Regions from separate parts of the Homo sapiens genome. Here regions 1, 2, 3 and 4 are each linked to region 5. Evidence: chromatin loops called from intact Hi-C (ENCODE). Cell type or tissue: heart left ventricle. All regions are shown on one strand. Each heading gives the region's core, and the rest is flanking DNA. Links, peaks and the distances in the headings are about the cores only. Region 1 overlaps TIMM17A (translocase of inner mitochondrial membrane 17A). Region 2 overlaps NAV1 (neuron navigator 1). Region 3 overlaps NAV1 (neuron navigator 1). Region 4 overlaps NAV1 (neuron navigator 1). Region 5 overlaps CSRP1-AS1 (CSRP1 antisense RNA 1).

Region 1 (5,801 bases), core at 616-4,615, 440 kb before region 5:
GCCAGACCCTGTCTCAAAACAAAACAAAACAAAAACAAAAGCATGAAAGATTTGAACAGACACATCACTAAAAAAGACACACAGATGGCAAACAGATGAAAGGATGGACATCATTAGTCATTAGAGAAAGGAAAATTAAAACCACTAGCACCTATCGGAATTGCTAACATAAAAAAAAAAATGGCACTACCAAGTGCCAAGGATACACAGCAGCCAGAACCCTCATAGGTTGCTGGTGAGAGCGTAAAATGATACAATTTGGGAAACAATTTGGCATTTTCTTATAAAATTAAACATATACTTGCCTTACAACCTAGTGATCCTATTTATTTTATCCAAGATAAATGAAAACATGTTCACACAAAAACCAGTAAGTAAAGGTTTATAGCAACTTTATGAATAATCATGAAAAATTGGAAATAACTCCAATGTCCTTCAACTGGTGAAGAGATGAATAAACAAGAGTACATCTGCACAATGGAATAAAAAGGAATAAATGATTGATTCACATACCATCATGAATGAATTAAATGCACTTTGCTAAATGACAGAAACTAGATCCAAATACTACATGTCGTAAGATTCCATTTATCTACTGAAAAGATAAAACTACAGACAAAAAACACACCAGTAGTTGCCACGGGTTGGAAGGAGTAGGGAGAGGGGTTGGCTATAAAAAGGCAGCATGGGCCGGGAACAGTGGCTCACACCAGTAATACCAGCCCTTTGGGAGCCCAAGGTAGGAGGATTGCTTGAGCTCAGGAGTTCGAGACCAGTCTGGGCAATATAGTGAGACCTGGTCTCTACTAAAATTAAAAAAAAAAAATTAGCTGGGCATGGTGGCACATGCTTGTAGTCCCAGCTACTCAAAGGGCTGAGGCAGGAGGATTGCTCAAATCTGGGATGTCAAGGCTGCAGTGAGCCCTGATCACACCACTGCATGCCAGCTTGGGCAACAGAGCAAGACCCTGTCTCAGAAAGAAAAGAAAAGAAAAGAAAAAGGCAGCATGAAGACATTTTGGGAGTGATGTGATTGTAGTTTAAGATTATCTGTGTGAAACTGTGGTGGTGGGTAGCCATCTCTAAGCATTTATCAAAATTAACTGAACTGTACCCCATAGTGAATTTTACTGAATGTAATTTAAAAATCCACCAAGATGTGGAGAGAAAGATGGAATGAAGTCTGGGGAAATGAATACAATCACATTGCAAATGAATTGCATAACCACACTGAAGAGAGTGGGGGAGAAAGGAGTATAATTAAATAGCTTTGGAACATGTTTTGAATAGATACTGAAGACTGAAAACAACTGTGTACAAACACTGTTCTAGCTGGCAAATCCATTTCTCAGAGCTATGATTTACTAAGTCCAAAATATATGTAACCAGGATTGAACAAATGAGCAAATTATTATAATGAGAAGCCAGGTTTCTTGCTGTTACAACTAAGAGAGACAGCTAGAATGAATCCTGTGGTGCCAGATTGAAGTTGGAGGGACTTAGTTTTTGTTTTATAACACAAGGACAGATACAGAAATAAACAGAAGTTTATGTGCATGGATTATATACTACATATTTCCTAGCTTTATGCACTGAAAAGGACTAGAATATGTCAAACATAGGGAAAAGGAGGGAAAATATCCAATAATTATTTGTCTTATTAGCTAAAGATGTTAGCCATTGTCAATTTTCTTGTTTTGTTTCTGTTTTTGAGACAGAGTCTCTCGCTCTGTCACCCAAGCTGGAGTGCAGTGGCGCGATCTCAGCTCACTGCAAGCTCCGCCTCCCAGGTTCACGCCATTCTCCTGCCTCAGCCTCCCAAGTAGCTGGGACTACAGGCGCCCGCCACCACGCCCGGCTAATTTTTTGTATTTTTAGTAGAGATGGGGTTTCACTATGTTAGCCAGGATGATCTCAATCTCCTGACCTTGTGATCCACCCGCCTCGGCCTCCCAAAGTGCTGGGATTACAGGCATGAGCCACTGCACCCGGCCCTCAATTTTCTTGTTTTTGAGACAGGGTCTTGCTCTGTTGCCCAGGCCGGAGTGCAGTGGTGCGATCTCAGCTTACTGCTCCCTCCATTTCCCAGGATCAAGGAATCCTCCTGCCTCAGCCCCCTTGAGTAGCTGGGGCTACAAACATATGCCACCATGCCCAGCTAAATTTTTTGAATTTTAGTAGAGACAAGGTCTCATCCATGATCTAACAGACTGAATAGAATTTATTATTATTATTATTTGAGGCCAGATGCGGTGGTTCATGCCTGTAATCCCAGCACTTTGGGAGGCGGAGGCGGGCAGATCACCTGAGGTTGGGAGTTCGAGATCAGCCTGACCAACAAGGTGAAACCTCAAGTCTCGACCCCAAGTGATCCACCCGCCTCAGCCTCCCAAAGTGCTGGCATTACAGGCATGAGCCACTGGGCCCAGCCTGAATAGAATTTGGACAATTAATTTTAACTATAAGTAACATGCCACAGGGTGGAGCTATGACCATGCTTTCATAATTTGCAGACATTTCCTATGTGAAAAACAGATGCACTTTCAATAGCAGGTGCAGCTGTACCCATGTCTTCCAAACCCTGATTCAGAAATCCACTATTTCGGCCAGGCACAGTGGCTCACGCCTGTAATCCCAGCACTTTGGGAGGCCGAGGTGGGAGGATTGAGTCCAGGAGTTCAAGATCAGCCTTGACAATGTGGCAAAACTCTGTCTCTATTTAAAGAAAGTGCTGGCCAGGTGCAGTGGCTCATGCCTGTAATCCTAGCACTCCATCTCAAACAAACAAACAAACAAACAAACAAACAAAAGAGTCTTGTTCTGTTGCCCAGGCTGAAGTGCAGTGGCATAATCATAGGTCACTACAGGCTTGACCACCTAGACTCAAGGGATCCTCCCGCCTCAGCCTCCCAAGCAGCCGGTACTACAGGTGTGCACCCTATCTCTGGCTAAATTTACATTTTGTGGCTAGCGTCTCACTAGCCCAGGCTAGTCTCCAACTCCTGACCTCAAGCGACCTTCCTGCTTCAGCCTCCCAAAATGCTGGGATTATGGGTATGAGCCACCATCCCCAGCTGAACTGTTTAATAAATATTCTAAAACTAAATTTGGTATACTAGAGTAGAGCTCAAGATAAAAAGTAAAAAAACTAAATTGTTTTAATAACTGAAATAAATAACTGGAGAAACAAGCAGATTAGGAAGGAGGTTTTCCCTAGGTCTTTACTGGAATAGTGAAGTTAGTTTCTCACTTTTAAGGTTGAAATGCCCATCAGAAATACCCCATCTGTTTTGCTTTGTATCTGACATCTTGTGCCAAATTGGCATGCAATAGTGGATTACTTTTTTGTTTTGAGACAGTCTTGCACTGTTGCCCAGGCTGGAGTGTAGTGGTGTGATTTTGGCTCACTACAACCTCTTCCCTCCCAGGTTCAAGTGATTCTCCTGCCTCAGCCTCCCAAATAGCTGGGATTATAGGTGCCCGGCACCATTACCAGCTAATTTTTTGTATTTTTAGTACCCACCGGGTTTCACCATGTTGGCCAGGCTGGTCTCGAACTCCTGACCTCGTGATTCACCCTCCTCAGCCTCCCAAAGTGCTGGGATTACAGGCGTGTGCCACCGCGCCCAGCACTTTCTTTTATATTTTTGAGACGGAGTCTCGCTCTGTCGCCCAGGCTGGAGTAGTGGCAAGATCTCGGCTCACTGCAAGCTCCACCTCCCGGATTCACGCCATTCTCCTGCCTCAGCCTCCAAAGTAGCTGGGACCACAGGCGCCCACCACCACGCCCAGCTAATTTTTTGTATTTTTAGTAGAGACGGGATTTCACTGTGTTAGCCAGGATGGTCTCGAACTCCTGAGCTTGTGACCTGCCCGCTTTGGCCTCCCAAAGTGCTGGGATTACAGACGTGAGCCACTGCACCCGGCCAGACTCTTGTGTCTTTAAAAAAAAAAAAGTTAAACCTAGAACTACCATATGACTCGGTAATCTCACTCTTATGTATATATCCAAAAGAACCAAAAATAGGAGTTGAAACAGATAGTTGTACACCAATGTTCATAGCAGCATAATTCACAATAGCCAAAAGGTAGAAACAACCTAACTGATCATCAAATAAAATGTAGTATATGCACACTATGGAATATTATTCAGCCCTAAAAATAAATTTTGCTACATGCTACTACATGGACCTTAAAACACGCTAAGTGCATTAAGACGGACACACAAAAACAAATATTTTATGATTCCACTTATATAAGGTACCCAGAAAAGGCAAATTCACAGACAGAAAGCAGAATTGTGGTTACTAGTGGTTGTGGCGAGGAAAGAATGGGAAGTTATTATTTAACAGGTACAGAGTTTATGTTTGTGAAGGCTGGACATGGTGGCTCATGCCTGTAATCCCAGCATGGGGTGTGGGAGGCTGAGGCAGAAGGATGGCTCGAAGCCAGGAGTTCGAGGCTGCAGTAAGCTATGACTGTGCCACTGCATTCCAGCCTGGGTGACAGAGTAAGACACTGTCTCTAAAAACAAAACGGAGTTTATGTTGATGATAATGAGAACATTTTGGGTATACATAATGGTGGCTGTTATACAACATTATGACTGTATTTCAATGCCACTGAATTATACACTTACAAATGGTTAATAAGTATTATTTTATGTATATTTTACCACAGTCGAAAATTCCCAAATTATCCAAACACAATCAGTAATTAAATGCCTACCATATGTATGGCATTGGGCCAAAAGATAAACGTGTGTTTACAGTACCCACATGGCTTTGTTCTCCATTTCCCACAGATGTAGGCAAATGTGTAATTAACTAACATCATGCCTCCTATAGGGCCACATGTCACTTCCAATATCAGGAAAATGACCTGTTCTGAAGTGCTCATCCATTTTCCAGGCCCAACCAGACCCCAAAATACATCGTTTATGCAGAGGACTTGGAACACATTCAAAACAGTACATACTTTATTTTCAAGCATACAAGAAACACTAAACTCTTCCAGTGCCAGTACACTCTCCATGAATTCTTCATATAGAATTGGGTATATTGGAAGCAAGTTGTTTCTGGTGAAATTTCTGATGATCAGGAATCAAGACTCAGTAGCCCTAAAGGAAGAGAGTTTTGTATCCAATATCCTCAAAACCAAGACATAGTATATTTTACTTTCAAAGTAAACTATAAACATTTTACCATATCCTTCAATCCATAAAGCATCTCACTGTGAAATGATCCATGTTGACTCTGCATAATTCTCAGAAGTCACTTCAAGTGATGAGGGACTAACTATAAAACATGCATTATTTGAAGTACATGAGCATGAAACATCGAAGTCTACAACTTATCTTAAAAGAAAGAGTAAGTTCCACCAGCTTTTTATTGTTTGAATAACAGAACACACAAAACCAGGCAGAGAAGTCCGCAAGGAGATGATGATCATATTTCACTGTTTTTTGGCCTTTTGGTCCTTCATCTTTCAAGCACTTACTGTATTTTCCTTTAGCGATTTAAACATTTATTTTGATCACAAATGCAATTCAAGTGTGAATAAATAAACGTATTATCTTTTAGCACCCTTCCCCGCTTGTTCCTTTAAATAGAAAAAAGTGCTAAATGTCTCTTTATAGCCTATTGGCCATAGCTGTCCCACCTATGGTTTTAAAAACAGACTGTAACTTGATCTTCTGAAATCCTTCTCGAACCACAACTCGTTCTGTTAAAGAAATCCTAGGAAAGAAGTCCTACTGATATTGTCGATAGTCTCCAAAAGGTGAGGAAGGTAACTGAGTT
Region 2 (5,801 bases), core at 894-4,893, 260 kb before region 5:
AGAAGCATAATTATAGTGGGGTTAGGTGTGAAAGGGAGGTGGAAATGTAGGATCGACTGGAGGAAGCAAAGAAATAAGATTATAGTTAGAACATAGATTGATACATCTTTCCCCTTTAACATACAAGAGCCTTTGGCAGGTTTATAAGCAGGGAAGGAATGAATAGAGCATAAGAGATTAGAGAGGTAGAAAAGGGCATGTGTTGGGTAAAGGGGGGTTGTATGGTTGCTAAAGAGGGCATCCCAAAACATTAGATAAGCGGTCACTCTTGGCCAGAAGGGATGAATCCTTCCAACAAAATGGAGACAAATAAATAAGTATTGGATGAATATAAACGCATGGAGTGGGGAAAAGTCAATGGAGTTCTCTCTTGAAAATGTTCATTTTCTTAACTAAGGGGGGCGCCAAAGCTATGTTCAGAGTAAGGCAAATCAGTGGTGGAATGAGGAGCTTGAAAAAAGCAATGAAAGCTGGGAATCACTGGTAGTGGAATAAAAAAGAAAACTGACTGTGGACAAGTAAGAGGACTGCCAAGGTATCTTGAAGACCTGACTGGAGTTAGAGATCACAGATTTTGTGGCATCAGACTCCCATCCATCTTGACTTCTGTAGCAAAGCTTGACTGGTTACTAAACGTCCAGGCTAACTTGCCATTTCAGCACCATATAACCTATGTGAGCTTTGGTTGTTTCATTGGAAGAGTAGTTGGAGAACTAAAGTGAGGATCAAATAAGATTGTTTGTGTGTGTGTGGACACACAACACATTTGCATAAAAATGTAAAGGGCTATTTTAACGATGGTCTTTGATGGCTCTTTGGCCGTGAGGTAAAGGTTAAGGAGAGGACCCCTGGGGCTTACAGGTCTCCTCTACTTGCCTTCATGCCCTAGGAAGCTGGGGTCATGCCCCTGGTACTCCTCACTGACCAGTCCAGACATCACACTAAAGGGTATCTAAAGGCCCTCACCTTCTAGAGACTTGATATAGGACTTGGAATACTATGGGCCCAGATAAAAATCTGTAATACTCTTACTTTCCTGCTCCCTGTTCCCTCTCAATCTGTGGCTGGATGTCCTACCTTTGGGTGTGGTTTCTGAGGCATTAAGGGCTCCCTGAATGACTGCCTGGGCCTCAGAGTTCTTTTTCTTCAGAAAGTCTATGGTTTCTCGCAAATCCAGCAGCTCAGTGTCCTAAGAGAGAAATGAAAATAGCGTTGGCTGGGCACGGTGGCTCACACCTATAATCCCAGCACTTTGGGAGGCCGAGGTGGGCGGATCACCTGAGGTCAGGAGTTCAAGACCAGCCTGGCCACCTGGTCTCCATTAAAAATACAAAAATTAGCTGGGCGTGGTGGCGGGCACCTGTAATCCCAGCTACTTGGGAGGCTGAAGCAGGAGAATCGCTTGAACCTGGGAGGCAGAGTTTGCAGTTAGCCAAGATCGCGCCAGTGCACTCCAGCCTGGGTGACAAGAACGAAACTCCATCTCAAAAAAAGAAAACAGCGTCATTAGTTGGGATTAGCAGGAGCCCTGAGCCCTTATGATGTGTCAGGCAATGGGCGAGGCATTGGAATTCTGCAAAACTTGATAGAGAAGGGCAAGGAATTGGGATAAGGAATATGCTCACACTGTATTGGGGGGCAGATTGAGAATCCAGGGTGACAGTGAGGTGGGGAGAAACTGGCATTCATGAGCAAGAACAGATGGTCAGCTTCGGCCTCTCTGTCCAGGAGAACCCCCTCGCCGCACCCACCCCTCCCACCCTTTCCCAGGCCTCTCACCTTCTCCTCGGCCGTCTCTGCCAGGTGTCGCAGGCGGGATGTCATATTCACCAGGCTCTGCTCAAAAGCAGCCACCAGATTAGCCTGAAACAAACACAGAAAGAGATTGCTAAGTTGCATAAGGCTGGGGGAAAGGCAATAACTGACAATGGGAAATAGTTTTAACTGATTTCCTGTATCTCGGAGCTGACCAATGCCAGCAAACCTCTTGGTGGTTAAAAAAATATTGATTTTCCTGAGCAGACAAAGGGGAAATCAAAGAAATTTTCTGGTGGGAACCAGCTTCTTGAATAATGAAGCCAGGTTGAGGGTAGGGCAGGTTTCCAGAGGCTCCTGGAGACTTGAGATCTAAAACCTATCAACTACCAGAGGTAGGACTATCCCTCTGCTCTATGTGATATTTGGTGTGGCCAACTTGGTAGGCGGGCCATAGCCTCTGGGGTCGTTCCTATTATTTTGGTTTAACTCCTGCATTGTGGAGTGGGCCGGCCCCCAAGGGACCAAATAATCTCCTGGCAGAAACTATTTGGTGCGTTTCTTCCTCCTCTGCTACTCCACTGCTTCACCCTTTCTTGCTTTGCAGCTGCTCCTTGTTCCCGGATTCTCCAGGTTTGCAAGGCTGGAAGGAAACTGCAGAGGCATTCCACCGTTTGGCCACTAGGTGTCAGGTCTGTTTCATGAGGAGTGAAGGATACCAAAGGGCTCTCTGGATAAGAGGCAGGCTAGTTCGGAAAGGTGCTCAGTGGAGGAGCTAAGGCCACTTGGTTTGGCATAGTTTGACCTCTAGCTGGCCAACTGGCTGCAAGATGTATAGGCAAGGTAAAGGGAATGAGGCCGGGGGCTAGAAAGGGGAGCACTTGGGGATGGAGAAATAGCCATCGTGAGACTATCTGAGCAAGTTGGTGACCCTAGCAAGAAGTGGGCATACTCTGCGCAGCTCCTTCATGCAGAGCTCTAGGAAATCGACGGCACTCTCATGGCTCCTACTGGCTTACAATTCTCCCTCCCTGTTGGGTCAACTCTAGTTTTCATCCACTGCTCCGCATGTCTGGAGCCTACTTCATAGGACCAGGGCTGGAGGCAATCCCTTTAGTCCAGTTAGAGCCTCCTCTTGCACTTTTACTATAAATCTGTCAAGGCCTGGGCTCTGAGGAGATTATAATATGTCACAACCTGAGCAGTTTCCTTTCACCCACTGTGCAGGCAACATCTGTCTTCTTGACCTCAGGTCTTCTCTGGTTTGCTTCTCTACATCCTGCATGTCTGCTTGTAGACTCCTTGTAGTCCCTGGAAGACTACTCATGAGAGGCCCCAAGAACCCCTGTATGCTCTTCTGTGCTGCCTTTCCCCATCCAGGGGAACCCTTTTGCTCTGGCTGGGCTTTCTCCCCGCTCTCCCCTACACTTCCTCTCCCTACATTGACCCTTCCCTTAATCCCAACCCCAGACTAGGGTACCTGTAAGACCTCAGGGCTAAGCAGTGGTGCTGCAGAAAGGCTAGCATTTGAGAGGGGTAAAGTGGTCTGGGCCCCTACATCTAGGGTGTGCCCTCAGCTTTAGTGGCTAGGAAGTTCCATGGAACATGACAAAAGTTTGGTTTGGAGTCACGGAATCCTGAAGAGAGCTGTGGAACCTTCCTAGAGTCCCAGCATCCCATCTCCTGCTTGAGGGCAGGGTTCTGACCCTCGGCAAAAATCTGCCTTTAAGATGCAGAACCCACCGTGTCTGGGTGTTTAGTTTGTTCTCTCTTAGCCAAATGGAACTTCCTGTTCTAAGAAAAATCACCCTCTAAATTCAATTTCTTGGCTTCAGCCCAGCCTTGACAGCATGGTGGCTGACAGATTGCAGTGTAAATGAATCAGACATAATAATGTTCTCTGCCTCCCTGGCGCCTCTCCCCCCCAGCATCTCCCAGACATGAATTTCCTGGGGTGTGCAGGACGTGACCCAGGCCATTTGCTTTGGTGGGTGTGGCACAAGGGAGAGAAAAGATGGTTCTTGTTTATGTTACAATTCTTATGGGTCCCCCAAGAGTGGGAAAAAGTGCTTAACATGAGCTTCAAACAAACTGGTACAACTTATGAATTGAGGGTTTGGGAAAAGAGAATCGAGAGAATAACTAGTGTGGTGAGGGAACTGCTGCTGAAATGTGTTGGAAACATTCAGAATCTTGGTGGAGATTCTTCTACCTAATTCCGACGGATAGACCCCAGGCCTGACAGCTGGGTTCCCCAGAGAGGAAGGGCAGAGAGAAAACCAGAAACTACTGCGGAAATTGCAGACATGGTTACTTTTGTGCAAACACTTGGAAAGCTCCTGCAGATCCGGCTCAGCTGTTGTTTACAGCTTTGGGGGAAAATGGCTCTTATGTTCTCTGTTTGCAACTCAGTCACAGGGGAGAAAGTACCACAGCCTGGTTAGAGGAGGTGGCTTCATTTCTCCCCATGTCACAGGGTAGAAAAACTAAGGTCTAAAGAAATAGACTCGTTCTAAATGGAGGTACTGAGAGTAGAAACAAAGAATTCTAGCTCTCAACCTGAATTTCAGATTGTTTCTACCATCTGCCCAAGGAGACTGCTCAGAAAAGGCAGTTGGGAATGAAGGAGTCAGACCAGAATGGGAGTTAGGTTTCTCAGTAGTGTCGTGGTCACTAGACAGAATTCTAATGACCAATCATGTGCCTGCACAGTTACGTGGCATGAACAAAGACATGAACACCCCCCAGGGCAGTGGAAAGGCTCTAAGAGCCCTATAATTATAATCCATAACTGCTTTTGTCCATGGCCAATGGCAAGGTTGTTTCTGCCTCCATGCAGAACCACTGGTAATCAATCTTCTTCTCTTTCTCTAGGGAGCTCAGCCCATCAGACATGAACTCATCCATACCTATTAATTAGAGTAGAAGCAAAATGGTTCTTCATAAAAGTTGAGGCTCAGAGAAGGGGAAGAACAATCCCCTCGTCTTCTATCATAGAGCTGTGAAGAAGACGCATGCCCTTGACGTCTCAGTCCAGGGGATACCTTACCAGGTAGTTTTCCTCCCTTGGCTGAACTTGTCTAACGATAGTCAAAATAACTGCCTTGATCTTTCCGTACTTCATGGCACTCACATTGGCAGAAAGCTGAGACGTCAAGGTGGCCACTTTTTCCTGGGATGATTCCAGTTCCCTACGAAGCTTCCGGATTTGCTGTAAAAGGAAGAGAAATACAAACTACTGGCTGCAGAAGCTGTATAAGATTTGGAAGGAAAATGAGGTGCAGTGATGTTAACAAGCAGAGACAAAGGCTTTCCACCCTACCTCAGATTGCATCCTCTCCTCAGCCTGAAGAAGGGAGCACAGAAGGAGAGAAAGAGAGAGAAAGGAAGTAGTTACTATGGAGGTGAAGAAGTCAGGTCCCAGTGGCAGGGTAGGAAATGTGAAGAAGCATGACTCAGAGGTGCAGAGAGGCTGAAACTCTTGTTTCCTGGCCCTGGCTCCTCACAGGACTCGGCTCAGATCTATACTAGGGTTTCAATAAAAGATTTCTTTGGAGCTCATCTCCAGCAAACTTTGTCATTGCCAAAAAGGCTAGGAAATGAGACTTTGGTTGGTTTGAGAACTAACGGTTATTGCCAGCAACTTGGAGTAAAGAATTAGGAGCAAAACAAATCTACAAATCAAGAAATGCCTAATAGCCAAATGCTGTGGCTGGTGCCCCACAATAAACACTTGGTCACTTCTAGGGTTCTGGAGTCCGGGTCCTAGAAATCTATTCATCTCACCTTCATAAAAGCTTCCCATCTACCATGGCACAGAAAGGGCTTGCTAACATGGGGATTCTCCATTTTTCAAAGGAGGGGAACAAAAATCACCAGAGTTGCTCAGGAGCTGGTGGTGGGGCCAGAAAGACCACTGAGGACCTGAGGCACCCAAGTGAATGCTACAAGCTCTAGGTGCCTCCCCCATTCCCACCCCAATGGGTACAGTGAAGAGCCAGCAGTGCCCCCATCCCCCGCCCAGTTACCCAACTCCAAGGAGGTTC
Region 3 (5,801 bases), core at 592-4,591, 170 kb before region 5:
GGTCCAGAGGGGAGGGGCCTGCCCAGTGTCACCAGGTTGTGAATGGCATGGTAGCTATCACTCTTGGCCCAGGGATCTTTAGACCAGCACTCCATGCTGTGGGCTGGGGATGAAACACACAGAGATGTATCACCAGAAGAGGTGAACTGCAATGTAAATTAATCATGTGGGATGGTTTGGGACTGGGTCCCAAATCCAGGCTAGGCTAAATGATCTGGAAACAAGAAGGATTAAGCAACATAAGCAACACAACACACAGACACACACACACACACACACACACACCCCTTCTTAATAACTCCCAAAAAGAGAGAGAGAAAAATATCTTTCCTGACCCTGTTAGATCCCTAGGGTGAAGCCCAGGTCAGTGGGAGTTTATCTGCACATCTCACAACCAGCATTTGTTGATGATCGTCTGGTGCTTACAATGAGTCAAACGTCTTTGGGAATCATTTTTATTCCTCTCTTCCACTCAAGGACACAAACCTTCAAACTCCAGCCAGGGAGAGCATTGCAGGCCCACCTCAGTGCACTCCTTGGTCTAACGATAAACTCCAGGTCTCTACCCACTGCTCAGAGCTGGACTAGGAGGGTTCTGCTGGTTCTTGCATCCAGTGACCTTGCACTGATTCACTGCAAAGGCTCCATCCTACAGTGTGGCTGGGGGCAGGTATGGAAAACTGACAGATAACCCAGCAAGCAAATCCCCTCTGCCTTCAGGTAGAGCACAGTAACTGTCCCTACAGTGACTCCATCCCCTCTCTCTATCCTTTTCTTCGCCATCTGATGACCCGAGAAGCTCTAAAACAGATGCTGGCAGGCCCCCACACCAGAGGCACCCCATTTCCATGGAGGATGCAGGCAGGGGACTATTTGTTCTCTTACTAATCCTATCTTTCCCTCGTTCCCCCACTTAAGTCACAATATTGTCAGAGGCAGTTGTCACCGAACCCCCGCAGCATGGCAAATCTCATGCTTCTCGTAGTTGAGTGCTCCTGCTCCCCAGGGGAGCTCCCAGGGTTTTCATCCTTACCCCAGAGAATCCGGAACCATCTCAATCAGCGAGTGGGCTGAACTGGAGCCCAGCGCTCAATGGCACTCCTGTTGTTTGCTGCATGGGGACACATACCCAGAAAGAGCCAGGACTAAAGGACTAATGTGTTGGCCACATGGGTGTGTGAGGCAAGGAAAGAAAAACTAGGAAATAGAAGCAAATCTGGGGCCAGAGAGAGGAGCATGCACGGCCATCTCAGCCTGGAACTGCCAGGCAGGTATCTTTCCAGATCACCTACGGTTTTGATTTTCACTGAGTGAGATGGCTTGGATTAGGGACCCTCGGTAATGCATCTCCACTGGGCACTGGGCTAAGAGGAATCGTAAAGCAGGGCATGCCGGGTGGACAACTTAGAACACGTAAAGAGGGTGAGGGGCAGTAGCTTATGCCTGTAATCACAACACTTTGGGAGGTAGAGATGGGAGGATACCTCGAGCCCAGGAGTTCAAGACCAGCCTGGGCAACACAGCAAGAGCCCATCACTATAAAAAATAATAATTTTTAGAGTTCTAGCTTGGGGGCACACATGACTTAGCTGTGGGAGCTAGGGTGAATTACTTCCCCTCTTTGGGCCTCAGTTTCCCTATCTACAAATATGGGAGTGGGAGTAGAGGATACCCAAGCCCCTACCCAGCTTTGACAGTCTGGTTCTATGGTTTTGTACTTGGCTGAAGCCCATAAAAGCATCTTTTCTCTCAGAGTATGCTAAAAAGGCAGATACCAGGGTGTCACCCCCCAGAGCTTCTGATTCAACAGGATGGAGATGGGGCCTCATCTTTGCAAACCCCCACAGTGGAGGGTGTGCTACATAAGGCCACATTTTGGAAAATCCTTACATCTCATTGCATACCACCAGTATTGGATGTCCATTACAAAACCAGGGCTTGACTTCCTGATGCCAAGTGGCTACGCAAAGTGTCCCTGGCCTTCAGAACAAATCTACTCTTCAGGCACAAGTCTGTTCTCAGGAAAAGCCGCCTCCTTCATCTCCAGGCTTGGGATAAGAGAAGTCACCTAGCCACCTCAGCCTTGCAGCAAGAGAACCCAGCCCCAGTCCAGCCCCCGCCAGGCTCTCTGGGGGCTTGTTGCTGAGAATGGCCACAAGGGGGCGTTGCCGGTCCTCAGCCGGCTGTGGCCTTGCTGCGACTGCAGCGCAGCGAGGTGGACAGCGTCTCGCTCAGGCTCGGGAGCCACCGCCCAGGTCTCTCTCCCTCAGTCTCCTGCTTAGCACAGCTCCTTTCCTCCCAGGACTCTGCACTCCTAGGGCTGACATCTTTCCCGCAACCCTAGGCCTCGTGGCCAGGCTGGGAGAACAGCCTGAGTTTGCAGTATCTATGACGGGGAGCCCACCCGGTTCTTGGGGAGAGGGAGCAGGGCCTGGCTTCTGGGATTAACCAACCAGCCTTCGGCACCAGGGAGGTTCTGGGGACCCACAAGCCCCACTTGGCAAGCTCTGATTCAGGGCCAAAGTTTCCAAGAGGCTCCAGCTGGCCTTTCTGCTCCAGTCCCCTGGGGAAATATTAAATAGATCAGGGTTCAGATCTGTGCTCTGAGGCCTCACCTCTGCTCCTCCGCAGTGTTCTTGAGGCTGGGAGCTGCCTGATGAGCTGGGAGGACAGTCACCCCACCCCCTCCACCACACCCAGGCTGACCCTTTCTGGGGAGTGGCAGCCTCTCTCTGCAGCGAGCTGAGGGCAGGCAGTGACCACAGGGCAGCCCCACGCGGATGGCTAGTTCAGGCCACAGCCTGTCACAGGACAGCTCAGCCCTGCTCAGCCGTGTGCAAAAGTGCAGCCTTTGGCAGCAAACTTGGGCCGGGGAGACGAGCTTAAAGTTCCAGGAGAAAGCAATACCTCCACAGCCACTAATATTTAGCAACAAGATCACGTTAGGAAAGGACTTGCCAAGGTCAAGGGTGGTCCATGCGGAGGACTGTGGGACCAGGAGAGGGTGCCTGGCCTCGAGCCCTGTTTGGAAGGAGTGCTAGTTTGCTATCCTGACTTCTCCACCTCAGGAGAAACACCTCCCTGCCCCATTTCCTTGTGAATGTTAGATTATAGGATCAGAATGATAGGTTATAGGATCAGATAGCAGACTCTCGAACATATTCTGTCTTCTCTCATTTAAAGACTTGGACTTCCGGGCTGGGCTCAGAGGGCTGGCCTCCTGCAGAAGGTGGCCTGCCTGTCTCAGCCTGGAGACGTGGCCCTCTGTTCCCCAACAGGCCTTGACTTTCCTGCCCAGTGAACCTCAAGGTTTACTGAAAATGTTTTCCATTAGTGATCCTGCCCAGACCCTTCATGTGACACCCTGCTCCAAAGAAGTCACTGCTGCTGGGAGCTGGGAGTGGTTGTTATGGCAACAGTTTACACAGCAGAGAGAACCATCTGCAGGCAAATGGGGACGGGAGTGGGGAGGGGCTGAGTCCAGGTGTGGATGACAATTGGAGGAGGCCCTGGGGGATTTCTGGTTGTGACACTAGTAAGATTAGTATTGGCTAACTCTTCTACAGGGCTGGGTACCAGGCACTATTCTAGCAGCTTTATGTATATTAGCCCATTTAATCTTCAGGACAACTCTTTGAGAGAGCCCAGTTATTATCCCCATTTTACAGTTGAGAAAAACGGAAGCCTGGGGAGGTTGAGTAAGCTGTCCAAGGACATATAACAGCAAATGGCAAAGCCAGAATTCAAATCCAGATAGTCTGACTCTAGAGCGCATAGTCCAATATTGTCGCCACTAGTCAGAATGGGGAGAGAGAGAGAGAGAGAGAGAGAGAGAGAGAGAGAGAGAGAGAGAGAGAGAGAGAGAGAATTCACATACCAAAATTCACCCTTTTAAAATGTACAGTTCATTTGGGAGCCGACGCTGGTGGATCACTTGAGGTCAGGAATTCAAGACCAGCCTGACCAACATGATGAAACCCCATCTCTACTAAAAATACAAAATGAGCTTGGCATGGTGGTGCACTCCTGTAACCCCAGCTACCTACTTGGGAGGCTGAGGCAGGAAAATCGCTTGAACCTGGGAGGCAGGGGTTGCAGTGAGCTGAGATCGCACCATTGCACTCCAGCCTGGGCAACAAGAGTGAAACTCCATCTCAAAAATAATAATAAAAAAAACAAATAAAATGTACAGTTCAATTGTTTTTAGTATATTTGCACAGTTGTACAACCATCATCACTATCTAATCCAGACTATTTTTATCATTCCAATAAGAAGCCCTGTGGCCATTAGCAGTCACTCCCTGTTCTCCCCTTGCTCCAACTCCTGGCAACCACCAATCTACTTTCTGTCTCTGTGAGTTTGCCTATTCTAGACATTTCATAGAAATGTAATCATGCAATATGTGGCCTTTTGCATCTGGCTTCTTCCACTTAGCACAACGTTCTCAAGGTTCCTCCATGTTGTAGCAAGCATCACTACTTCATTCCTCTTCAGGGCTGAATGATATTCCATTGTATGGATATACCACATTTAGTTTATCTATTCATTTCATAGGCATTTGGGTCATCTCAACTTTTGGCCTAGTATGAATAATGCTGCTATGAAATTCACGTCCATGCCTTTATATGGATGCATGTTTTCATTTCTTTTGAATGTATGCCTATGAGTACAATACTGGGTCCCATGGTAATTTTATAGTTAACATTTTGAGGAACTGCCAGACTGTTTTCCAAAGTGGCTGCTCCATTTCTCATTCCCATCAGCAGTATATGAGAGTTCCAATTTCTCCATATCTTCACTGACACTTGTCATTGTCTCTTTTTGATAGCCATCCAGTGGGTATGAAGTGGTATCTCACTGTAGGTGTCATCTACATTTCCCTAGTGCCTAATGATATTGAGCATCTTTTAGATTTAAGTTAACTAAAATTAATGAAGTTTCAAATTCAGTTGTTGGGTTGCACTAGCCACATTTCAAGTGTTCAATAGCCACATCATTACACCAGCTCGTAGCTACTGCAGCACAGATATAGAAGTTTCCACCACCTTGGAGCACTCTTAGAGCCACTGGAGTTGGTCTGTGCTAATATTACTGGCTCTTTTTCTTTTTCTTTTTTTATTTTTTTTATTATACTTTAAGTTCTAGGGTACATGTGCACAATGTGCAGGTTTGTTACATAGGTATACATGTGCTATGTTGGTTTGTTGCACCCATTAACTTGTCATTTACATTAGGTATTTCTCCTAATGCTATCCCTCCCCCAGCTCCCCACCCCCACAACAGGCCCCCATGTGTGATGTTCCCCACCCTGTGTCCAAGTGTTCTCATTGTTCAATTCCCACCTATGAGTGAGAACATGCAGTGTTTGGTTTTCTGTCCTTGTGATAGTTTGCTCAGAATGATGGTTTCCAGCTTCATCCATGACCCTGCAAAGGACATGAACTCATCCTTTTTTATGGCTGCATAGTATTCCATGGTGTACAAGTGCCACATTTTCTTTTCTTTCTTTTTTTTTTTTTTTTTTTTTTTGAGACAGAGTCTCACTCTGTCCCCAGGCTGGAGTGCAGTGGCAGGATCTCGGCTCACTACAAGCTCTGCCTCCCGGGTTCACATCATTCTCCTGCCTCAGCCTCCCGAGTAGCTGGGACTACAGGCGCCTGCCACCACGCCTGGCTAATTTTTTGTATTTTTATTAGAGACGGGGTTTCACCATGTTAGCCAGGATGGTCTCGATCTCCTGACCTCGTGATCCACCCGCCTCGGCCTCCCAAAGTGCTGGGATTACAGGCGTGAGCCATTG
Region 4 (5,801 bases), core at 660-4,659, 54 kb before region 5:
CACCACCATGCCTGGCTAATTTTTGCATCTTTTGTAAAGATGAGGTTTTGCCGTGTTTCCCAGGATAGTCTCAACCTCCTGGACTCAAACAACCCACCCCCCTTGGCCTCTTAAAGTGTTGGAATTACAGACATGAGCCACCATGTCCAGCAATCATTCTTCATGTATTCTAGATACTAGACCCTTGTCAGATATGTGATTTACAAATATGTTTTCTCATTATTTGAGTTGAGTTATTCACTTTCTTGACAGTATCATTTGAAAAATAAAAGGTTTCTGTTTTTTTTTTTTAATGTGGTAAACTACACATAACATAAAGCTTATCATCTTTGTTTTTCTTTCTTTGAGACAGGGTTTTGCTCTGTTGCCCAGGCAGGAGTGCAGTGGCACAACCGTGGCTCACTGCAGCCTCAATTTCCCATGCTCAAGCCTTCTTCCCACCTCAGCTTCCTGTGTAGCTGGGACTACAGGTGCGCACCACCACGCCTGGCTAATTTTTGTATTTTTTGTAGAGATGAGGGGGCGGGTCTTGCTATATTGCCAGAGTTGGTCTCAGATTCCTGGGCTCAAGTGAGCCTTGGCCTCCCAAAGTGCTGGGGTTACAGGCGTGAGCTACTGTGCCCAGCCTAAAACTTACCATCTTAACTGTTTTAGATGCACAGTTCAGAGGTGCTATGAACTGAAATGTATATCTCACACCCTCCAAATTTGTGTTTTGAAGGTCTAACCCACATAACCTATAGTGTGGTTATATTTGGAGATAGGGTCTTAAGAGGTAATTAAGGTTAAATGAGATCATATCAGTGGGGCCCTAATTCAATAGGGTGAAAAGAGAAAAAGATACCAAAGATCTCTCTCTCTCCCCCTCTCCCTCTCTCCTTCTCTCCCTGCTCTCTGTCTTCCCTTCCTCTCCCACCCCCATGTGTGCCTGCCCACTGAGAAAAGGCTGTGTGAGGACCCAGGGAGAAGGCAGCCACCTGTGAGCCAGGAAGACAGACCTCACCAGGCACCAACCTGAGCCCCTTGATTTTGGACTTCCAGACTCCAGAACTGTGTGAAAATAAATTTCTGTTGTTTAAGCCACCTAGTCTGTGGCACTTTGTTATGGCAGCCCAAGCAGGCTAATACAGGTGGTATTGATTAAGTATAGTCAAAGTTTTGTGCAACTGTCACTACCATCTAGCTTCAGAACTCTTATCATGTTGCAAAACTTAAACTGTACCCATTAAAAAATAACTCTCCATTTCTCCCTCCCCCGGCCCTGGCAATCCCCGTTTTACTTTTTGTCTCTAGTAATCTGACTACCCTAGGTAACCCAGAGAAGTAAATCACAGACTGTCTCTTTCTGTGGCTGGTTTATTTCACTTAGCATTTCATCAAGGTTCACCCATGTTGTAGCATATATGAGAATTTCCTTCCTCTGTAAGGCTGAATAATATTTCATTGCATACCACATTTTGTTTATCTATTCATCTGTCAACAGATACATGGGTTGCTTCTACCTTTGGCTATGGTGAATAATGTTGCCATGAACATGAGTGTACAAATATCTCTTTGAGATTCTGCTTGCAAATTCTTTTGGGTGTCTACTGAGACGTGGAATTGCTGAATCATATGGCAATTCTATTTTTAATATTTTGAAGAACTGTCATACTGCTTTCTATAGCTGTTGCACCAATTTACATTCCTATCAATATTGCACACAGATTCTGTTCCAATTTCTCCATATCATCGCCAATGCTTGTTACTTTCTGTGCTTTTGATAGCAGCCATCCTATTGGGTGTGAGGTAGTATCTCCTTTTGGTTTTGATTTGCATTTCTTAATAACTAGTGATGTTAAGCATCTTTTCATATGCTTGTGGTCCATTTATATATATTCTTTGAAGAAATGTCTATTCAAGTCATTTTCCCATTTAAAAAATCAGTTTTTTTTGTCATTGTTAAATTGTAGAAGTTTTTTATATTTTCCACATACTAGACCCTTATCAGATATAAGATTTGCAAATTTTTTTTCCTAATCTGTGGGTTGTCTTTTCACTTTCTCAATATTTTCCTTTGAGGCACAAATGTTTTTAATTTTGTTGAAGTCCGATTTGTCTATTTGTGTGTGTGTGTGTGTCTGTGAATGAAGAGCTTCTCAGAGCCTTTCCTATGTTCATGTAGATCAAGATTCCAAAAGACAGATGATCTTACTGCATTTCCACAACTTAGCTGACCACAGAAACCTAGTTCTGTGCCTCCCCCATCATCGTATTCTCACAGAATAATTTGCAAGTCACAGAACACACTCTGAAATGTTCTGCTTTAAGGGTTTTCAGTACTCCATGAAAAACCCTTCAGCAGAAGATGAGTCATCACACGTTCAGAACCCTAAAACCAGAATAGATCCAGCCCAGTGCCTGACTTCAGGGATGAGGGCCCAATGACCTGCCCAAAGCTTGGGAGACTGGGGAGAAGATCAGGCCCCTGCGAAAACTACCCGAATGGGGAACTCAAGACAGGAAGCATTTGTCTTATTAGTTGTGCATGGGGTTGGGGCTGGGTGGGAGGACCTTGGTCAGTTGCTTCCAGAGTGAGGATTTCAGGCCCATCCTTCACTCATGTGAGCCTTTGGTTTGGAAAGGCAGGGGCCCTTCTCCTCTCCCGTGGGATGCCAGGACTTGGGCTGCCTGCCAGTTGGTCAAGAGCTTCCTTGATTCCCTGCTTTGCTGTCTGCTCCGGACTCTCCCCAAACCCCTTTCTCTGGATGACTCAGGGGCAGATGAGTGAACTGAGTGAAAGAGCCAGAATCCAGGCCTTGGTGGAGCATCTGGACTGGCCCAGCCTGTCAGCAGGGCTGATGGGCTAAGCTCTGGGCGGTTTCTTATGGATTCAGAGGAGATTCTAGAAACAGACTGAGGAGGGCTTTCATAAGGCTGCCGTGGGCTCTGCTGGACACAGGCACATCACAAGCTGGAACCAGCTGCTGAGATAGCAGCTGTATTCCATCTCCAGGATTTGGTTTACCAAGATGAAAACAAGATCCAATGCCTGACAATTATACAACTTTTTCTTTGAGAGTCTGCACACACATCTCAGGCAATCTCAGTCACATGGGAGACCAGAGGGGCAAAAAAATTATTTCTCATTCACTCCTTCCTAACACATTATGACTCTGGAGAATCTAAGTGGTTAGAATCCAGATTCTTTGTTTTTATAGCTGCATATAGAGTAGGTTACATTTCCCCCTCTATATGCAGCTCTGTCTTGTAAGGAACCATTAGATGGGCAGTCCCTAAAAACATGGTATCATGAAAAAGAGCAATGGTTTTACAGTCTCATAAATGTGGGTTTGAATCTAGAGTCCTCCAGGTACTGGATGATTGACCTTGGACCACTTCTTTCACATCTCTGAACTTGATATTGTTCTTACACTTAAAGTGGAAATAACAACACATGTGAAAGATCTGGCACATATCAGTGGTTCCATAAATGCTAGTGTCCTTCCCAAATTGCATTGTACAGAAAAATCATCACAGGTGATGGAATTTCTCAATTGGAAAGGATCTTGGAGATGATCCAGTTGGATTCTTTAATTTTTCAGAGGACGAAGTTGGAGTACAGAGAGAGTAAGTGACTTGCTGAAGGACACGCTGCAAAGTGAGATTGCTACATTCTACTCAATCCAAGTTTCCCTGGGAAGCTGAAGGTCCTGACTGGCTCCTCTCCCCCAGGCACCAGCACTGCTCTTCTTAAGCTATTTACATGCTTTATCTTGAGGCTTGAGTTTTGACCAGTGGAAGCACTATTGGCCATGAGAATAGAAGACCGGAGGTTTACACAGTTACTCCAGGGAGCTGGCAACTTCAACAGCTCCTTATTTATTTCCATGGCTTCCTTGGGAAGAAAGGAGAAAGAGGATTTCAAAGGCTCAAAAAAGGTCAATTGTTTGCCCAAGGACACCCAGCAAGCTTGTAACAGAACCATTCCAGGGCCCCAAGTGCCACCCTCTGTCCCAGAGCCATTCCTACCAGCTTCAGCTGCCTCCTTCACCCACTCAGAGATTCCTATCTCCAGCAGGGAAGGAGTTAATGCCAACCTCTGTTGGCCTCTGCAGGTGCTGCTCTTGAGAAAGAGCCCCTTAGCAGAGTCTACAGATAATGGGAGCGGGAGAGATAACGAGCTTTTTGTCTTAATTGCAGATGGGAAAAAGGGTTGGCTTGTTGGAGGGCTTGGACAATTAACACAGCTGGGGTACAGGGCCTGATGAGCCCTGGATGGGGCCTTGCCCCTGCTGTCTCCTCTCCGACAAGCACAGCGATCAGGGCTATTATACCAACACGGGCGAGCCTGACGCAGCGTGAGCCCAGCCGAGGCACACAAAGAAATCAGCCAGGCAGGGAGGAGGCTAAGAAATCACCAAATGGGCCAAGCCCCAGAGGGTGTAGAGCCGCCATGGTTGGCCCCACTCAGACACCTGGACAGTCAGAAGATGGGCTGAGCTGCACAATGCCAGGCCTTGGGTCCAGCCCTCAGGGCTATGGCAGCGGATGCTGAGGGATCCCGTATACACAGTAGCCTCCTGTAGCCTCTCCAAAGACTAGGGGAACAGGGAGCAGCAAGGATGACAGTTAAGATCAGAGAGTGGGGTGTGATTGGATCTCAGAAGGAGAGCAGTCTGCTTGGGATCCTGTCTAGCTTGTTGAAGGGTGTAATAGACCTGGCTCCTAGCCAGCAGCTTTGCAATCAGCAGGCAGGGGCTGTTGACCAGGCTGGGACTGGACCTTAGCACTTTTCTTTCACTAGGTCCCCAGTGCTCTCCCACTCTCCCATTCCCGAGGACAGGCTTCCTCACGTAAGCCCACCTCTCTGAGATACCAGACACTGCAGAATCATGCTCCCTTGTTGGATTTCCTCACCCCTTGGCCTCTGGGCCTGTCCTGGACCTTTCCTTCCCATCCATTCCTCACCATTCCCCAGCTCTTCTCTGTGTGGGGGAGCTGGCTGGCTGATTCCTGTAGGCTGACTGTCCCAGGGTCCTGAGTCAGCTGGTTTCTGGCTGGCTTCTGCCCACAGGAGGCACTGGAGGAAAGGAGAAGCCAGGGGATTCCTCTCTCTTCCCCTCTACCTCAGGAGGTGTCATAGCAATATCCAAGTCCCTTTGGAGGCCCAGCCCTTCCCATACTGGTCCTGTGTGCTTCCAGATTCCCAGGATCTTGGTTGCCTCTGCCTGGGAGTGGCAGCTGCTTCCTCCCCTGTTTGACTCGTCAGCTCTTCTCTCTCTCATGTAGCCAGTTCTCAGCACTAAATTTCCTCTCTTGCAAATATGAAAAGTGGTTTCTGGTAAGAATGACTGATACAAACTCATGACTGGCCTTTCCTTGCCCTTCTCAGTCTCATTTGTGGTGTCCTGCATGGCTCCTCTTTTGCTGACCACTTGTGAAACATGGCAGCTCTGTTCCTGGTCTGTTTGTTTGTTTGAGACGGAGTCTCACTCTGTCACCCAGTCTGGAGTGCAGTGGCGCGATCTCAGCTCACTGCAAGCTCCGCCTCCCAGGTTCACGCCATTCTCCTGCCTCAGCCTCTCGAGTAGCTGGGACTACAGGCGCCCGCCACCATCCCCAGCTAATTTTTTGTATTTTTAGTAGAGACGGGGTTTCACCGTGTTAGCCAGGATGGTGTTTCTGGTCATTTTTAAAAAAATTCTTAGAACCTTATCAGGGAGCTTTATTATTTTTTTCTTTTTTGATACAGAGCCTGGCTATATCGTCCAGGCTCGAGTGTAGTGGTGCAATCTCAGCTCACTGCAACCTCTGCCTCC
Region 5 (5,801 bases), core at 649-4,648:
TACTCAGGAGGCTGAGATAGGAGGATGGCTTGAGCCTGGGAGGTGGAGGGCGCAGTGAGCCATGATTGTGCCATTGCACTCCAGCCTGGGCAACAAAGTGAGACCCTGTCTGAAAACAAACAGAGAATAAAAGTTGTGAAACAATTTGCACATTATGATCCAATTTATGATGAAAGATGCCCCATTAAAGTATATCTTTCTATATGTACATATGCTTGTATGAAAGTATATTTTTTTAAGGTCTGGAAAAACACTTCAAACTGGCAGTCATCAAGGGAGTCATTAACTTTTTCTGTGTGTTTGAGTTTGTTTTTTACAAGGAGAATCTATTCATGTATTACATACATAATTATTAAAAAAGTGTAAGATACTCCTAATACATTCTGTAAGCATTTTCCTATATCAATAAATAGTCAGTAAATAGTCTTAAAATGCCAAGAAAAGGTGTCTTGAGAGGGGAAAGCAGAAGTAGGTGTCAAGAGGGACCCTGGAGAGTGGTAGACAGGGGCAAAGACTATTTCAGGCCATGACAGGGCCTGAGGGGAACAGGCTTGGATGTGAGGAAGGGAATACCGGGTGGGGGAACCCAGAGGTAGCTGGTGAGAGGGTGGGTGCTAGGTGTCAGCTCCGTTCAGATTTAGAGGCTGCGATGTCCACTTTGGTGAGGGTAGGGGAGGATGATAGGAGCTGGAAAAGGATGAATTGCCAAATACGACTGGAGGTAAAGGCTGTAGAGGTGAATCCAGCTGTGGTGAGAAATGGATGAGGTGGAGGTAGGCAGGTGATTCCCTGCAAGGGAGAAAGAATGGGGCTCAGATGTTGGATTTAACAGAGAATGGGAGATTTGAGGCAGTGTGGCCCAGTGGTCAGAGTGCAAGCTTTGGAGTCAGGACGGCAATCAAATCCCAGATTCACTGCATCCTAACTGTGTAACCTTGAATTCTCCTCTGGGAAACAGAAATGATCTTGATAATAGCTATGCAGTAGGGTTGCTGGGAAGATTTGATAAGATGATGGAGGTAAAGCATTGCATCCAGTGGCTGGCACAGACCCCCAAATCTTCCCCTTTTCTCTTTAATTGATTTTGTGGTTTGAGGCTCTTAAATGGCAAGAAATCATTTGCATGAATAAAGAGCCATTCTTCCAAGCACTTCCCTCCTAGTTTTCTGGGAGAGCCACTGGAAGCCAGGATTCAGAGTTCCATCCTGCAAAAGCTGAGCTGAGCTAGCCAGGAAGGAGGAGGAGCTGACTGTGGCCCAAGGGCTGGGAAGCAAGGCAGAAGGGGAGAATCCAGCCCTAATTCCCACGCTGCTGGTGCCAGTGAGGCTGACTGTGGGAAAACCTTGTCAGGGGTCACACTTTGGGATCTCTAGGAGCAAGGTGCTCTGTGAATGCTTATCTCAGATTCTCTCCACCCCTGGCCCTTTCAGTGCCCCCAGCCCAACTCCGGGGAGAGTATGAGTGACTGACAGGCCCTGCTGCAGCTGCAGCCTCCTCACTGTGGGTACAGATGTGCTCAGCAGCAGCTGTGACACGGAGCCCACACCTGTTCCCTAGATCAGCTGCTGTAACTGTACTCCTGGGAAAGCAGGCCAGGTGCTCAGGCCTTGCCAAAGCCAGGTCAGAAAGCAGGTGGAAAGTCGGGCATCTGCCTGTCATAGCAGCGGTGGAGGCTGCCTGGAAGGTCATGAGGCCCTGGGAGTCTCAGCTACAGACTGGGCTCCTCTTCCAGCCCACGCTTGTCCCCAGCTGTACGCCTCCCACAGGCCCTCTGTGGTTTCCTGACCCCCTCCCTGGGCACCACCACATTGGGGTGGGAGAGACTGAGGAGCTAGGAAGGAGGCGGGGAGTCTTGAATGGGATGCCTCTGGCCATCTGTTATTCTGGGCCTGTAAGCTGTAAAGTCAGGGGACTTGTCCTGGGAGGTGGGGGTGCCCTGGAGCTGAGCAGCAACAAGGACCGGAGGAGTCAAAGAGAACTGAGGCAGGGAGAGGCCAAGGATGAGGGTGCGTCTGGAAATGAGAGCAGGAGAGCCTCTTGCGTGGCTTTGGCTGTGGAGACCTTCGTTCCGGAGACTCTGGGCTGCCACGGGAGAATTCCACTAAGCATGTGTCGGGGGCAGGCCCGGGCAGGCGGCCGTGGGAGCGCTGCACACACTCTGCTCCAGGCCTTGGCCAGCTAAAGTGCCGCTCTGGGAGAGCCTGGATACCGGGTGAATCCAGAAATCCCAGGTCCCTGGGAAAATTTCAACAAGGCAACTCTGACACGCGTCCTCTGACACCCAGACCGACACAATATATTGCTCACGCCAATACACATAAAAACCTCCCGATAGAAAACCAGATGGTGAGTTGGCATTGCTGATGTCTGGATTCTACACCCACACCCCACATAGTGCTTATAAAGAACACACCCTCCACTCATCCAGCCCACCCCACTTTCAGGGAGAGGAATCTTGAGCCTGCGATGCTCATAATGATGCTAACGCCTCAATGGAACGGTGCTCGCCAATTTCCCCAGTATCTCTGACAGTGCCGTGCCAGAAGAAACAGCACATGTGGCAAGCAGCTCCCGGCCAGATGTGGGACACTGCTGACCCCTGCTGGCGCTTTTCTCTCCACGCCAACCAGGGAGAGCCCCAGGGAGAATGCAGTATTGGAAAAACCTTGCAATCTGTCTGGGAGGGGTAGGAAGAAATACCCCAGCTCAGAATCTCCTCATCTGGAGTGCCTTTGACGAGACTAAGATGAAATTACAGTAAACCCAGACTGAGTTTCTGGGAGGAGTGAGACAGACTAATAGTATGTCCCCCTTCAGCCTTTGTGGCCTGGAAAACCCTGCTGCCAATCCCCTTGAAACTAAATTGGGAAACCATTAGCAACACTCCTTTAGCCAAGCTCAACCTTTAGGAGGAAAAAAAAAAGTAAGAAAGAAAGAAAAAGAAAAGAAAAGAAAAGAAAAAAAACACCATCCACAAGTAGCCCAAGATTTTCCAGTTACAATCAACCCCTTCCTTACCCACCCCCTGTCCTGCCCCAACGCCTTGCAGAGTCTTTGTGAAGTTTTAGCTTAATTTATTGTGGGTTTAATATTCCCCTTAGACTAAGATGTAATCATCATGGGTTTAATACTTTTCTTTCCATGAGAGACAGTAGCACTGTGCTCTTTGAAAAATCTTTACTAAGACCAGGTGTGGTGGCTCACGACTGTAATCCCAGCACTTTGGGAGGCCTAGGTGGGTGGATCATCTGAGGTCAGGAGTTCGAGACCAGCCTGGCCAACATGGCGAAATCCCGGCTCTACTAAAAGTACAAAAATTAGTCGGGTGTGGTGGTGGGTGCTTGTAATCCCAGTTACCTGGGAGGCTGAGGCAGGAGAATTGCTTGAACCCGGGAGACAGAGGTTGCAGTGAGCCGAGATCGTGCCACTTCACTCCAGCCTAGGTGACAAGAGTGAAACATAAAAAAAAAAAAAAATCACTTTGTACCCACAGAGACGAAGTTCAAGTCTTCCAGAATCTCTACTGGAATAGTCATAGCGACCAAAGGAGGACCAGGACTCTGATAATTCCAACAGAATTAGTATGGAAGCCCCACAGCACAGAGAAGTGTTTCCATTATTAAAACTCTTTTCTCTGTCTGGGCATGGTGGCTTGACCCTGTAATCCCAGCACTTTGGGAAGCCAAGACGGGCAGATTGCTTGCATCCAGTAGTTCGAGACCAGCCTTGGCAAGGTGACAAAACCCCATCTCTATAAGAAATACAAAATAATTAGTTCATGTCTGTGGTTCCAGCTATCCGGGAGGCTGAGGTGGGAGGATCACCTGAGCCCAGGAGGCGGAGGTTGCAGTGAGTCGAGACTGCACTACTGCACTGCACTCCAGCCTGGGCAACAGAGTGAGACCCTGTCTCAAACAACAACAACAACAACAACAACAACAACACAACCCTTTCTCTCCTTTGCACCCTACTCTAGACCCAGAGCTCTTTTTCACTTTGTTGTTAAACTCCATGAATTGTGTGTAGACCCCCTATCACTCTACAACCCATCACCATTAGGCCTCCACTCTGAACACTCCTACAAAGGCAATCATGGGCCTCTTAATAGCTAATCTAATGTACATATTCCAGTTCTCATTTTACTTGCCCTCTATAGCATCTGACATTTTAACGTCTATTCATTCATTATTTATTTTAAAATTTATTATGAACTATTTTAGGCCTGCAAAAGGTATACAGAATAATATAACAAACATATCTGTTCCATTAGTCAGGGTTCTCCAGAAAAGCAGAATCAATAGAATGTACACTATAGATAGACAGGGAGGGGATGGAGGGGGAAAGAGAGGCGGGAGGGAGAGGGAGAAATAGAGAGAGGGAGAGAGAAAGAGATTTATTATAAGGAATTGGCTCATGCAATTGTAGAAACTGACAAGTCCCAAGATCTGCAGGGTGAGTCAGCAAGCTGGAGACCTAGGAGAGTCTATAGCATGTTAGTTCCAGTCCAAAGTCTGAAGGCCTTAGAAACAGGAGGGCTGATGATGTAGTTCCCATCCAAAAGCCAGCAAGTTCAAGACCCAGGAAGAACCAGTGTTTCAGTTCAAGTCTGAAGGCAGGAAAAAGCCAATGTCCCAGTTTGAAGGCAGTTAGGCAAGAGGAATTCGCTTTTACTTAGGGGAGAGTCAGCCTTTCTCGTTCTATTTAGGCCATCAACTGATTGGATAAGGCCCACCTATATTAGAGAGGGCAATTTGCTTTACTCATTCTACTGATTTAAATGTTAATCTCAACCAAAAACACCCTCACAGAAACATCCAGAATAATATTTTACCAAATATCTGGGCATCTTTTGGCCCAGACAAGTTGACACATAAAATTTAACCATCACATCTGTAAATGCCCTGAGTTTAAGAAATAAAGCATTACGGCCGGGTGCGGTGGCTCATGCCTATAATCCCAGCACTTTGGGAGGCCAAGGCGGGCAGATCATGAGGTCAGGAGATCGAGACCATCCTGGCTAACACGGTGAAACCCCATCTCTACTAAAAATACAAAAAATTAACCAGGCGTTGTGGCAGGCACCTGTAGTCCCAGCTACTCCAGAGGCTGAGGCAGGAGAATGCCATGAACCTGGGAGGTGGAGCTTGCCGTGAGCTGAGATCGTGCCACTGCACTCCATCCAGCCTGGGCGACAGAGCGAGACTCCGTCTCAAAAAAAAAAAAAAAGAAATAAAGCATTACAAATATAGTTTAAGCTCCTCCTCTATTGCATTCCTTTCTCTCCCCCCAGAGGAAACGTTATTCTGAACTTGGAGTTAATTATTCCCATGCATATGTTTTTTTTTTACTATATTATACACTCTATATGCATTGCATTTTAACTATATGAATAACATCATGCTGTGTATATTCTTCTACAATTTTCTTTTTTGACTCAACAAATTTGTAAAGTTCATCCATGTTAATGCATATAGCTTTAGTTTACTCATTTTCACTGCTGTATAATATTCCATTGTACAACTACATTCTAATTTATTTATTTTATTTTATTTTTCTTTGAGATAGAATTTCACTCTGTTGCCCAGGCTGGAGTGCAATGGCGTAATCTCGGCTCACTGCAACCCTGCCTTCCGGTTTCAAGCGATTCTCCTGCCTCAGCCTCCCAAGTAGCTGGGATTACAGGTGCCCACCACCACGCCTGGCTAATTTTTGTATATTTAGTAGAGATGGGATTTCACCTTGTTGGCCAGGCTGGTTAGAACTCCTGACCTTGTGATCTGCCTGCTTCAGCCTCCCAAAGT

What was found. A loop is a pair of places that touch in the nucleus more often than their neighbours do. Peaks named below come from ENCODE experiments on the same cell type or tissue, not always from the same donor. Only the 100,000 strongest peaks of a DNase experiment are listed, where the experiment ranks them.
Region 1: a loop joins it to region 5, with 5 times the contacts of the local background. A loop is called at or near these places in 14 of 110 quality-filtered maps.
Region 2: a loop joins it to region 5, with 6 times the contacts of the local background. A loop is called at or near these places in 44 of 110 quality-filtered maps.
Region 3: a loop joins it to region 5, with 7 times the contacts of the local background. A loop is called at or near these places in 39 of 110 quality-filtered maps.
Region 4: a loop joins it to region 5, with 7 times the contacts of the local background. A loop is called at or near these places in 3 of 110 quality-filtered maps.

What each region holds. Positions count from the first base shown.
Region 1 is chr1:201,969,506-201,975,306 of GRCh38, reverse strand. TIMM17A (translocase of inner mitochondrial membrane 17A) reads right to left here. Exons shown (of 6, transcript NM_006335.3): 6 at 4,643-5,801. The coding sequence ends at 5,753. Among named protein-coding and RNA genes, the nearest start is that of SNORA70H, 6.1 kb to the left of the region's middle. RefSeq lists a silencer at 4,337-4,514. In heart left ventricle, for the core only: a CTCF peak has its summit at 2,469 (motif pointing right); no DNase peak of the experiment used is centred there.
Region 2 is chr1:201,789,854-201,795,654 of GRCh38, reverse strand. NAV1 (neuron navigator 1) reads right to left here. Exons shown (of 34, transcript NM_001389617.1): 16 at 5,078-5,101; 17 at 4,889-4,966; 18 at 1,780-1,863; 19 at 1,078-1,189. All of the region lies in intron 2 of IPO9-AS1 (IPO9 antisense RNA 1), which reads left to right. Among named protein-coding and RNA genes, the nearest start is that of MIR1231, 16 kb to the left of the region's middle. In heart left ventricle, for the core only: a CTCF peak has its summit at 2,428 (motif pointing right); DNase peaks (open chromatin) are centred at 2,424 and 3,694; H3K27ac peaks cover 3,026 bases.
Region 3 is chr1:201,700,739-201,706,539 of GRCh38, reverse strand. All of the region lies in intron 5 of NAV1 (neuron navigator 1), which reads right to left. All of the region lies in intron 2 of IPO9-AS1 (IPO9 antisense RNA 1), which reads left to right. Among named protein-coding and RNA genes, the nearest start is that of MIR5191, 16 kb to the left of the region's middle. RefSeq lists an enhancer at 2,606-3,178. In heart left ventricle, for the core only: CTCF peaks have their summits at 1,957 and 2,158 (motif pointing right); DNase peaks (open chromatin) are centred at 2,169 and 2,749; H3K27ac peaks cover 1,021 bases.
Region 4 is chr1:201,581,755-201,587,555 of GRCh38, reverse strand. All of the region lies in intron 1 of NAV1 (neuron navigator 1), which reads right to left. Among named protein-coding and RNA genes, the nearest start is that of NAV1, 46 kb to the right of the region's middle. In heart left ventricle, for the core only: no CTCF peak of the experiment used is centred there; a DNase peak (open chromatin) is centred at 2,665; H3K27ac peaks cover 421 bases.
Region 5 is chr1:201,527,732-201,533,532 of GRCh38, reverse strand. It overlaps CSRP1-AS1 (CSRP1 antisense RNA 1), which reads right to left. Exons shown (of 2, transcript NR_160747.1): 2 at 1-109. The region is part of intron 1 of LOC124904484 (a long non-coding RNA gene); the gene reads left to right. Among named protein-coding and RNA genes, the nearest start is that of NAV1, 8.5 kb to the left of the region's middle. In heart left ventricle, for the core only: a CTCF peak has its summit at 2,608 (motif pointing left); DNase peaks (open chromatin) are centred at 1,272, 1,663, 2,132 and 2,572; H3K27ac peaks cover 2,376 bases.